Regions from separate parts of the Homo sapiens genome. Here region 1 is linked to region 2. A link is an interaction called in ENCODE POLR2A ChIA-PET data of the cell type or tissue named here. Cell type or tissue: CD4-positive, alpha-beta T cell. All regions are shown on one strand. Each heading gives the region's core, and the rest is flanking DNA. Links, peaks and the distances in the headings are about the cores only.

What was found. ChIA-PET counts read pairs that join two places held together with the same protein. Peaks named below come from ENCODE experiments on the same cell type or tissue, not always from the same donor. Only the 100,000 strongest peaks of a DNase experiment are listed, where the experiment ranks them.
Region 1: POLR2A ChIA-PET joins it to region 2 with 5 read pairs; 4 of 35 experiments call an interaction of 5 or more read pairs at or near these places.

The regions. Positions count from the first base shown.
Region 1 is chr1:36,121,566-36,125,952 of GRCh38, forward strand. COL8A2 (collagen type VIII alpha 2 chain) reads right to left here and starts at 3,657. Exons shown (of 4, transcript NM_005202.4): 1 at 3,492-3,657. RefSeq lists a silencer at 969-1,169. In CD4-positive, alpha-beta T cell, for the core only: no CTCF peak of the experiment used is centred there; a DNase peak (open chromatin) is centred at 2,006; H3K27me3 peaks cover 1,640 bases.
Region 2 is chr1:36,026,683-36,031,069 of GRCh38, forward strand. It overlaps AGO3 (argonaute RISC catalytic component 3), which reads left to right. Exons shown (of 19, transcript NM_024852.4): 12 at 432-616. Among named protein-coding and RNA genes, the nearest start is that of TEKT2, 55 kb to the right of the region's middle. In CD4-positive, alpha-beta T cell, for the core only: no CTCF peak of the experiment used is centred there; no DNase peak of the experiment used is centred there.

The DNA of each region.
Region 1 (4,387 bases), core at 237-4,236, 95 kb after region 2:
GGCATGGTGGTGGACGCCTATAATCCCAGGTACTTGGGAGGCTGAGGTAGGAGAATCTTTCAACCTGGGAGGTGGAGGTTGCAGTGAGCCAAGATCGTGCCACTGCACTCCAGCCTGGGTGACAAGAGCCAGACTCTGTCTCAAAAAAAATTAAAAAAAAAAGAAAGAAAGAAATCACAAAACCCAGTAAGGTTCCCTCTGCTCCATGTCCTTTGAGGGAGGGCAGCCTTTGTGAGGAAGGGCACCTGGGCCTGGGATCCTGGCCTCTGTTTCGATTCTGCCTCTGGCTGCCGTGTGACCTCAGGTGAGTTCCCCTCTGAGTCTCCATAACCCCATCCATGAGCTGGGCCAGCAGTGCCACCTGGCTCTCCCCATGAGGCACTAGCCCTCCGCCACCCCCACATGTGACCTCTTCTTCCCCTTCAAAAGCCAGGAATCCCAGCCCATCCAGGCTGCATGGGGATAGTCAGCCTCCAATTCAGAACTTTCCAAGAATCTGAATAGAAGCACGGCCAGGTCCTCCCCAGTCCACTCCCAGGGTCCAACCAGAGAGGCGGAATGGACACTGATCGGAAGATCTAGGTGCTGTGCCCCCATTGCATGTGTGACCTGGAACTACTCCTCACCTCTCTGCAGGCAAAACAACTCTGGAGACCAGTACAGCATTCCCATTTTAGAGATGGGGAAACTGAGGCACAGAGCTGGGAAGTCCTAGATCTGTCTGACTCCCAATGCCAGCTCATCTCCACACAGCACATGCTGCCTTACTCAAGATCTGCTGTCCACACTCCACCCACTCTGGAAATGCCCTCAGAACAAAGTGGGCCTGGAATTCTCTTTCTGGGAGTCAGACTTCCATGACTGGTACTTGGGCACATGTGTGTCCACATATGGCCTCGCAAACCCACCCAGGCTTCAAGGCTACACTCAGCCTCCAGCTCCCAGTCATCTCAACTTATCAGACCCCAGCGCCAAACCCACATCTCCCCTGCACCTGCCTTCTCTGGGGACAGGCCACAGCCATCCAGTGCAAGGCTTCTGGCCCCATCGCCAACCGGCTTACTCCTTTCCATCTACTTCTTCCTCTCATCCCCATGGCAACCGCCCACTTCATCCCCCGTCACCTTTCTCCTTAAACTCTGCCCAGCCTCCTCTGTGATCTCCCTTGCCTCGAAGATCCCCCCTTCATCCTTGTTCCCCAGAGCAGCCAGAGTGATTCCCAGATTATATCATTCGCAGCTCACACCCTTTCTCTAGACAGGGCCCTTAGAAATCTGACCTCAAAGTCATGAGTCCCTCCCACTCCCCAGTGTGATCCAACAGTGCCCATTACTCCCATTACTCACTGTCCCTGAGAGAACCCTGAAGCTTCCCCCTCCACACCTCTGCACGAGCTGTGCCCTCAGCCAGGAACACCCTCCCATTCACCCTTTCCACCCCCTGCACCTGTCAAAATTATCATCTTCGAAAGCCCTGGCCAGATTACCTCTTAGGTGCCACCTTCCCTGATCTGCACTTTGGCTTGCATGGTGCCCCTCCTCGGGTACCTAGTAGGGCACCGTGAGACCACAGCCACACCCCAGAGGAGAGGCCGCTGTGTCTCTCTCGTTCCTCCGACCCGACACTATAATTTCCTCCTGCCACGGATGGGACCAGCGCATCTGAGACCCCACTTCCCTGTAAGAGGTGCCCCATCCCTGCCACTGAGAGTTCTGGAGCGGGCTGGGGGGCCAGCAGGGCAAGGAAGCTGGGGCTGTGCGTCCTTTGTTCCGGCTCAGGCAGGAGCAGAGAAGGTAGTGGAGTACAGGGGCTCAGGCTGACAGCCCTGCTTAGTATCTTTCTCCTCCCTCTTGCTAACAGACACATTCACTTCCATATTTTCTTTCCCCTTCCTCTGAGCCAAAGAGCGGAAATTCTCATTTTCACTGTGGTAGACGAAGTGAAACCAGAGAAAGAGACCCTGGTGAGTGTGTCTGGGTGTGAGCGTATGTGTGTGTGTGCCGTCCTGTCTGAGTATGTCTGGCTGGGCCACGTGGGGCCTGCCATGTGTCTGTAGGAGTTTGGGTGTGTGTGCATGTGTCCGCCTGTGTCTTGTGGTGGTGTATGTTTCATTAGAGGAGGGTGTCCGCATGAATCTAATGAATGTTTGGGTCGGTGTGTGACTGTGCATGGCTCTCAGAAGGGTGCAAGGCTGTGTGTGGCTGGGTGAGCATGTCTGTGGTTTCTCCTCATTATCATCTAGGGTCATTGTGTGTCCAAGGGTTTGTAGGTGTTCACCAGTCCACTGGGAAGCCAGTGACAGCACCTGTGCCCTGATGGAGACCACCAACCATGGTGTCTCTCCAGAGATCACCAACTCCTGCCCTGCGGCCCCCTCTGCTTGGGGCAGTAAGGATCAGTCGATCTTAGCTCAGTCCCCAGAGAGGAACCCCAGGCTGCCTGACCCTCCAGCCATCCAGCTCCACGGCCCCCAGATTTTTCAAATGCCCAGTACAGCTGCTGGGAGGCTGTCCTTGCCAAGGGGACTCTGCTAAGAGGAGTGGATGAGCCCCTGCTGCCAGCCTGAGCAAGAGGTACTGATAGCAGACAGGAGGGATGATTTCTGGTTGCTCCGGCACCCCTAAGGAGGTCAGCCGCACGTCTGTGTCAGGAACCCAGCATGGTCTCACACAGGCACACACACGTGCGTGCACACATACAACCAGCAAAGTTTTCCCCGTGGCAATAGCGTTCCTGGGCCCTCTGGCTGAATAGCATTTCTCTACCTGGAGGATTTCCGGGGCTAGGGTGGCTCCAGACCCAGGGCAGAGACACTGGGAGGTTGTTCTGGGGCCCTGGGACCCCAGTCCCTCTTGGCCAGGCAGCGGCCCCTCACCCCCTGCAAGTCTCAGTCTGGAGCTGGGGGGATGCTGAGCCCCTGACAGGAACATTCCTGGGAACTTGTCTTCAGTTTGGGGCGAGGGGACTGACAGGGCACCTAGAATAGGAGGAACCTGGGGGCTAAGGCAGAAAAACCTTATAACTGGAAGGTCTCCAGCAAATCAGCAATGGCAGAGAGATGGGGGCAGGAGTGAGAGCGGGGGGATGCTAAGGCCCCTCACTCCCTCCTCTCTCCTCCACTACCCTGTGAAGGCGGCTTTTTTATCCCCACTTTACAGGTGGGACGGGAGATCGGGAGGTGGTGACGCGCCCAGAGCCACATCGTCGGGGGTTGCACCCGGCACTGTCTTATGCTGGAGCCCTCGCTTCTGGGAGAGGAAGGGAGGAGGGGGCTTTACTGGGATCCTGCCGGGGAGGGAACGGGGCACAGGGAACGGGATGGGCTCCCCCATTCTAAGGCGACCCCCTGGCCCGAGTCCCCCACCGCGTCCCCACCCCGGAGTCCGAGGCGCCGGCCCTGCTATCCCGCATGGTGTTGGGGGAAGCCCAGCCCAGGTCTTGCCCTCGGAGCCCCCCAGCCCGAGCCCCGGTGCCCGCCTCCTGGCCTTTACCTGCGGGCGCGGCCGCCGGGCGCCGCTCCCGGCCCTCGAGGGCGGCCCGGGCGGCGAGGGCTCCGGGCAGGGGCGTCCGCGGCTGGGCGGGCGGCGTTGGGGTCCGGGGTCCGCGCCGGCGGGGTTCCGCGTCGCTCTGCCGGCCGCCCCTCGCGGCTGCCGGAGTGGGCGGGCGGCAGGAGGGGCGCGTCGGGGCGGGGCCTCCGCCCTCCTCTTTCCACAGCCACGGCCAAGGCCCGCGCCCCGCCCGGCCCAGCGCGCCCAGCGCGGACTCGGACGGCTGCCTCCCTCCCCGACACCCACGCCGAGCCCCCTCCACACACGCGCTCCCGGGCGGCCCGCCCCCATCCCTCCCCGTCCACCTGACCCGCGGCTCGGCCGCCGGGGAGTCCGCGCAGCCCCTGCCCTCGAGGGGCCACCTGCCTGTGGGGACGGACGCGGCTGCTGAGAAGGACGGCCAGGCGTGGTCCTGCAGGGAAGGGGCAGCTCGGGCTGGTGGCCCCCAGTGAGGAGTCCCCAGAAGGCTGCCTGCAGACGTGACCTCGGTAGGCTGAGCCCGGAGGACTCACAGGGGCCAGTCGTGACCCGCACATTCAGGCTTTAGGGCATTGAGCCGGGGTCACAGAGGCAGGCGGGAGCAGGCCAGACCTCGTCCCTCGGAAATGGGGAGTCACGGAAGGCTCTGGAGCAGGGCAGTCACGTGGTCAGATGTGTGCTTTGGAAAGAGCCTCCCGAAGCTGTGTGGAGGAAGATAGAGGCAGGCCACCGAGGAGGCTGCGGGAATACCCTGGCATGGTCCCATGAGGTGCACAGTGAGGGGGAAGGAAAGGGAGGGCCCAGTGTGAGGGGAGTGAGGAGGCGAACTAGGCAGAGTTTGGGCGAGGGGCCTAGGAAGA
Region 2 (4,387 bases), core at 102-4,101:
CCTGGATGGTGTGCTAAGTGCTTTACATATATGATCTCATTTAATCTTCACACCAACCCTATAGTTGAAGCAATCCTTTTACAGATGAGGAAAACTGAAGTAAGTGCCTAAAATTTCATAGTAGTATGTAGCAGAACTGGGAATGGAACTCTCCATACTAACTCTAGAGCTGAGCTCTTAACCAGCATATACTATTAGTAATGCTCCTTGTAAACTACAGAATGCCGTATAACTGTATAGAATGTTCTTCATTTGCAAAATGGATTACTGACAGACCATTACGCTTAACATCAGTAGTCTGGTGACCTCTCATATATGAAGCACACAAATCTTTGCTTCATCCTTCCATTCCCTTCCCAAACTTCCCATTACTACTTTGTAGGAATTCATGACTAGACAAAGGTTTTATATTTAGTGGTTTCTCCTTCCAGGGGTTTCACAGACCAGCTGCGTAAGATTTCTAAGGATGCAGGGATGCCCATCCAGGGCCAGCCATGCTTCTGCAAATATGCACAGGGGGCAGACAGCGTAGAGCCCATGTTCCGGCATCTCAAGAACACATATTCTGGCCTACAGCTTATTATCGTCATCCTGCCGGGGAAGACACCAGTGTATGGTAAGGATATCTTAAGACTGCATTTTTCCTCAAGTACTTGATGTCCTTTTAGGATTATACTGAAACATATCCTAAAACTTTCAAATATTAAAATATATTTTATGATACAGTATTTAAAACCATGTATTATTACTTGAAGACAAATTAATATAGCAAACTAAATAGTCCAAGATGAGACATTGTAAAAAGAGTTTCCGGGCTGGGCGTGGTGGCTCACGCCTGTAATCCCAGCACTTTGGGAGGCCGAGGCGGGTGGATCACCTGAGGTCAGGAGTTCGAGACCAGCCTGGCCAATGTGGTGAAACCCCATCTCTACTAAAAATACAAAAAATTAGCTGGGCGTGGTGGTGGGCGCCTGTGGTCCCAGCCACTCAGGAGGCTGAGGCAGGAGAATGGCGTGAACCCAGGAGGTGGAGCTTGCAGTGAGCCGAGATCGCACCGGTGCACTCCAGCCTGGGCGACAGAGCGAAAGTCCGTCTCAAAAAAAAAAAAAAAGGGTTTCAGTAGTGAAAAGAGGCATTACATAACAATGGCTAAAGAAAGAATTATTGAATAAAAATGGCATTGAGATAATTTGAGTATCAGTATAATGTAGTGGTTAAAAGCACAGGCTATCAAATTAAACTGTGTTGCTCAATATTCAGGTACTGCCGGTTCTACTACCTGTGTGATTTGGCTGAATTACTTAATCACACTAGCCCTTAGTTTCCTCATCTCTGGAATTGGGACAATATTTATGTATGTATGTGGTGTGTATGTATGGGATAGGATCTCTCTCACTCTTTCAGGCTGGAGTGCAGTGGTGCAATCATGGCTTACTGCAGCCTTGACCTCTTGGGCTCAAGCAATCCTCCTTTCTCGGCCTCCCAAGTAGCTGGAACTACAGGCATGTGCCACCACACTGGACTAATTTTTTATTTTTTTATTTTTTTTGTTTGTATTTATTTATTTATTTATTTTTATTATACTTTAAGTTTTAGGGTACATGTGCACAATGTGCAGTTTAGTTACATGTGTATACATGTGCCATGCTGGTGCGCTGCACACACTAACTCGTTATCTAGCATTAGATGTATCTCCCAATGCTATCCCTCCCCCCCCCCCACCCCACAACAGTCCCCAGAGTGTGATGTTCCCCTTCCTGTGTCCATGTGTTCTCATTGTTCAATTCCCACCTATAAGTGAGAATATGCGGTGTTTGGTTTTTTGTTCTTGCGATAGTTTACTGAGAATGATGATTTCCAATTTCATCCATGTCCCTACAGAGGACATGAACTCATCATTTTTTATGGCTGCGTAGTATTCCATGGTGTATATGTGCCACATTTTCTTAATCCAGTCTATCATTGTTGGACATTTGGGTTGGTTCCAAGTCTTTGCTATTGTGAATAATGCCGCAATAAACATACGTGTGCATGTGTCTTTATAGCAGCATGATTTATAGTCCTTTGGGTATATACCCAGTAATGGGATGGCTGGGTCAAATGGTATTTCTAGTTCTAGATCCCTGAGGAGTCGCCACACTGACTTCCACAATGGTTGAACTAGTCTATTTATTTTTTTGTAGAGACAGGATCTCACTATGTTTCTCGGGTTGGTCTCAAACTCCTGGGCTCAAGCAATCCTTAAACCTTGGGCTCCCAAAGTGCAGGGATTACAGGTGTGAGCCACTGCACCTAGCCTCTTTCTGGTTTTAATTGAGCATTTTATATGATTCTATTTTCTTTCCTCTTTTAGTGTATCAGTTATACTTCCTTGATATATAGCACACATACCCTGGGATACTAATAATACCTAATCCATATATAGGGTTGTTGTAAGGATTAACTGAGTCTAATATGTAAAGGGCCTAGAATAGCACCTGTCATATAGTAAACAGTCAATGTTAACTGTTATTATTATAAACAAAATTTTGTGAGATTAATAAGCTAAATATAAATCATTGAATCGTAGAAAAATACAAAGAAAATATAATTTTCAAACCACTGAACGGGGTAAAATCATGTAAGTTTAGAAATAATAGAAGAAATCACAAAAGAAAATTGTCAGATTTGACTGAGTACTGAGTAAACATTAAATTTTCTCTTTCTTTCTTTTTTTTTTTTTTTTTTTTTGAGAGAGAGTCTCGCTCTGTCGCCCAGGTTGGAGTGCAGTGGTGCGATCTCGGCTCACTGCAAGCTCTGCCTCCTGGGTTCACGCCATTCTCCTGCCTCAGCCTCCTGAGTAGCTGGGACTACAAGCACCTGCCACCATGTCCAGCTAATTTTTTTGTATTTTTTAGTAGAGACAGGGTTTCACCGTGTTAGCCAGGATGGTCTCAATCTCATGACCTTGTGATCCTCCCGCCTCAGCCTCCCAAAGTGCTGGGATTACAGGCGTGAGCCACCATGCCCGGCCCTTTTTTTTTTTTTTGAGACAGAGTCTCCCTCTGTTGCCCAGGCTGGAGTGCAGTGGCATGATCTCAGCTCACTGCAACCTCCACCTCCCAGGTTCAAGCTGTTCTTCTGCCTCAGCCTCCCTAGTAGCTGGGTCTATAGGCGCGTGCCACCATGCCTGGCTAATTTTTGTATTTTTAGTAGAGACAGGGTTTCACCATGTTGGCCAGGGTGGTCTCAAACTCCTGACCTCAGGTGATCTGCCCACCCCAGCCTCCCAAAGTGCTGGGATTACAGGCATGAGCCACTGCGCCTGGCCCCTAAATTTCCTACATGTCACGGATGTACTAAAATGAAAAGAAAACCAATAGAGTGTGGAAAATATTTGTAGCAAATAGAAACAATAAACAAATAGTTTATTATTAGTTAAATAAAAACCTTCTTTTTTTAGATTAATGAGAAAAGATTATAAACTGAAATTTAGTAAAAACAAAGCAAGTAAATATATGATAAGTTTGTTTTTATTCATAGTTAAAGAAAAATACAGGCCAGATGCAGTGGCTTATGCCTGTAATCCCAGCATTTTGAGAAGCCAAGGTGGGCAGATTGCTTGAGTTCAGGAATTCAAGACTAGTCTGAGCAACATGGCGAAACCTCATATCTGCAAAAAAATAGAAAAATTAGCCAGGCATGGTAGTACACATCTGTGGTCCTAGCTACTTGGGAGGCTGAGATAGGAAGATCACTTGAGCCAGTAGGTGGAGGTTGCAGTGAGCCAAGATCATGCCACTGCACTCCAGCAGCCTGGGCAACAGAGCGAGACCCTTTCTCAAAAAAAAAAAAAAAAGAGAGAAGAAAAGTACAAATCAATAAAGGGAAAAATTTTGTGCTGCTAAATTAGCAAACATATTTAAATATTATAATACCTAGTGCTTGTGAGTATGCAGTGTATTAATACGTTGCTGATGGTAGTATAAATTGATATTACCTTTTTCATCAAAACTGTAAACATGCCTGGGCTGGTCTCGAACTCCTGGCCTCAAGTCATCCTCCCGCCTCAGCCTCCCAATGCTGGGATTACAGGCATGTGCCACTGCTCCTGGCCCCTCCTGGTTTTAATTGAGCATTTTGTATAATTCTATTTTTCATTCTCTTTTAACATATTAGTTAGACTTCCTTTAAAAATTTTTGTAGTGTTTTCCCTAGACTTTTTAATATATATTTACAACTAATCTGAGTCTACTTTTAGGTAACATTATACCACTTCTTAGATAGTATAGAGATACCTTGTAACAGAATACTCCCAATTTTTCCCTTCTGTACCTTATATTTCTGTCATTTATTTCACTTATCCATAAGCTATAACTACCCAATACACTGTTGCTATTACTATTTT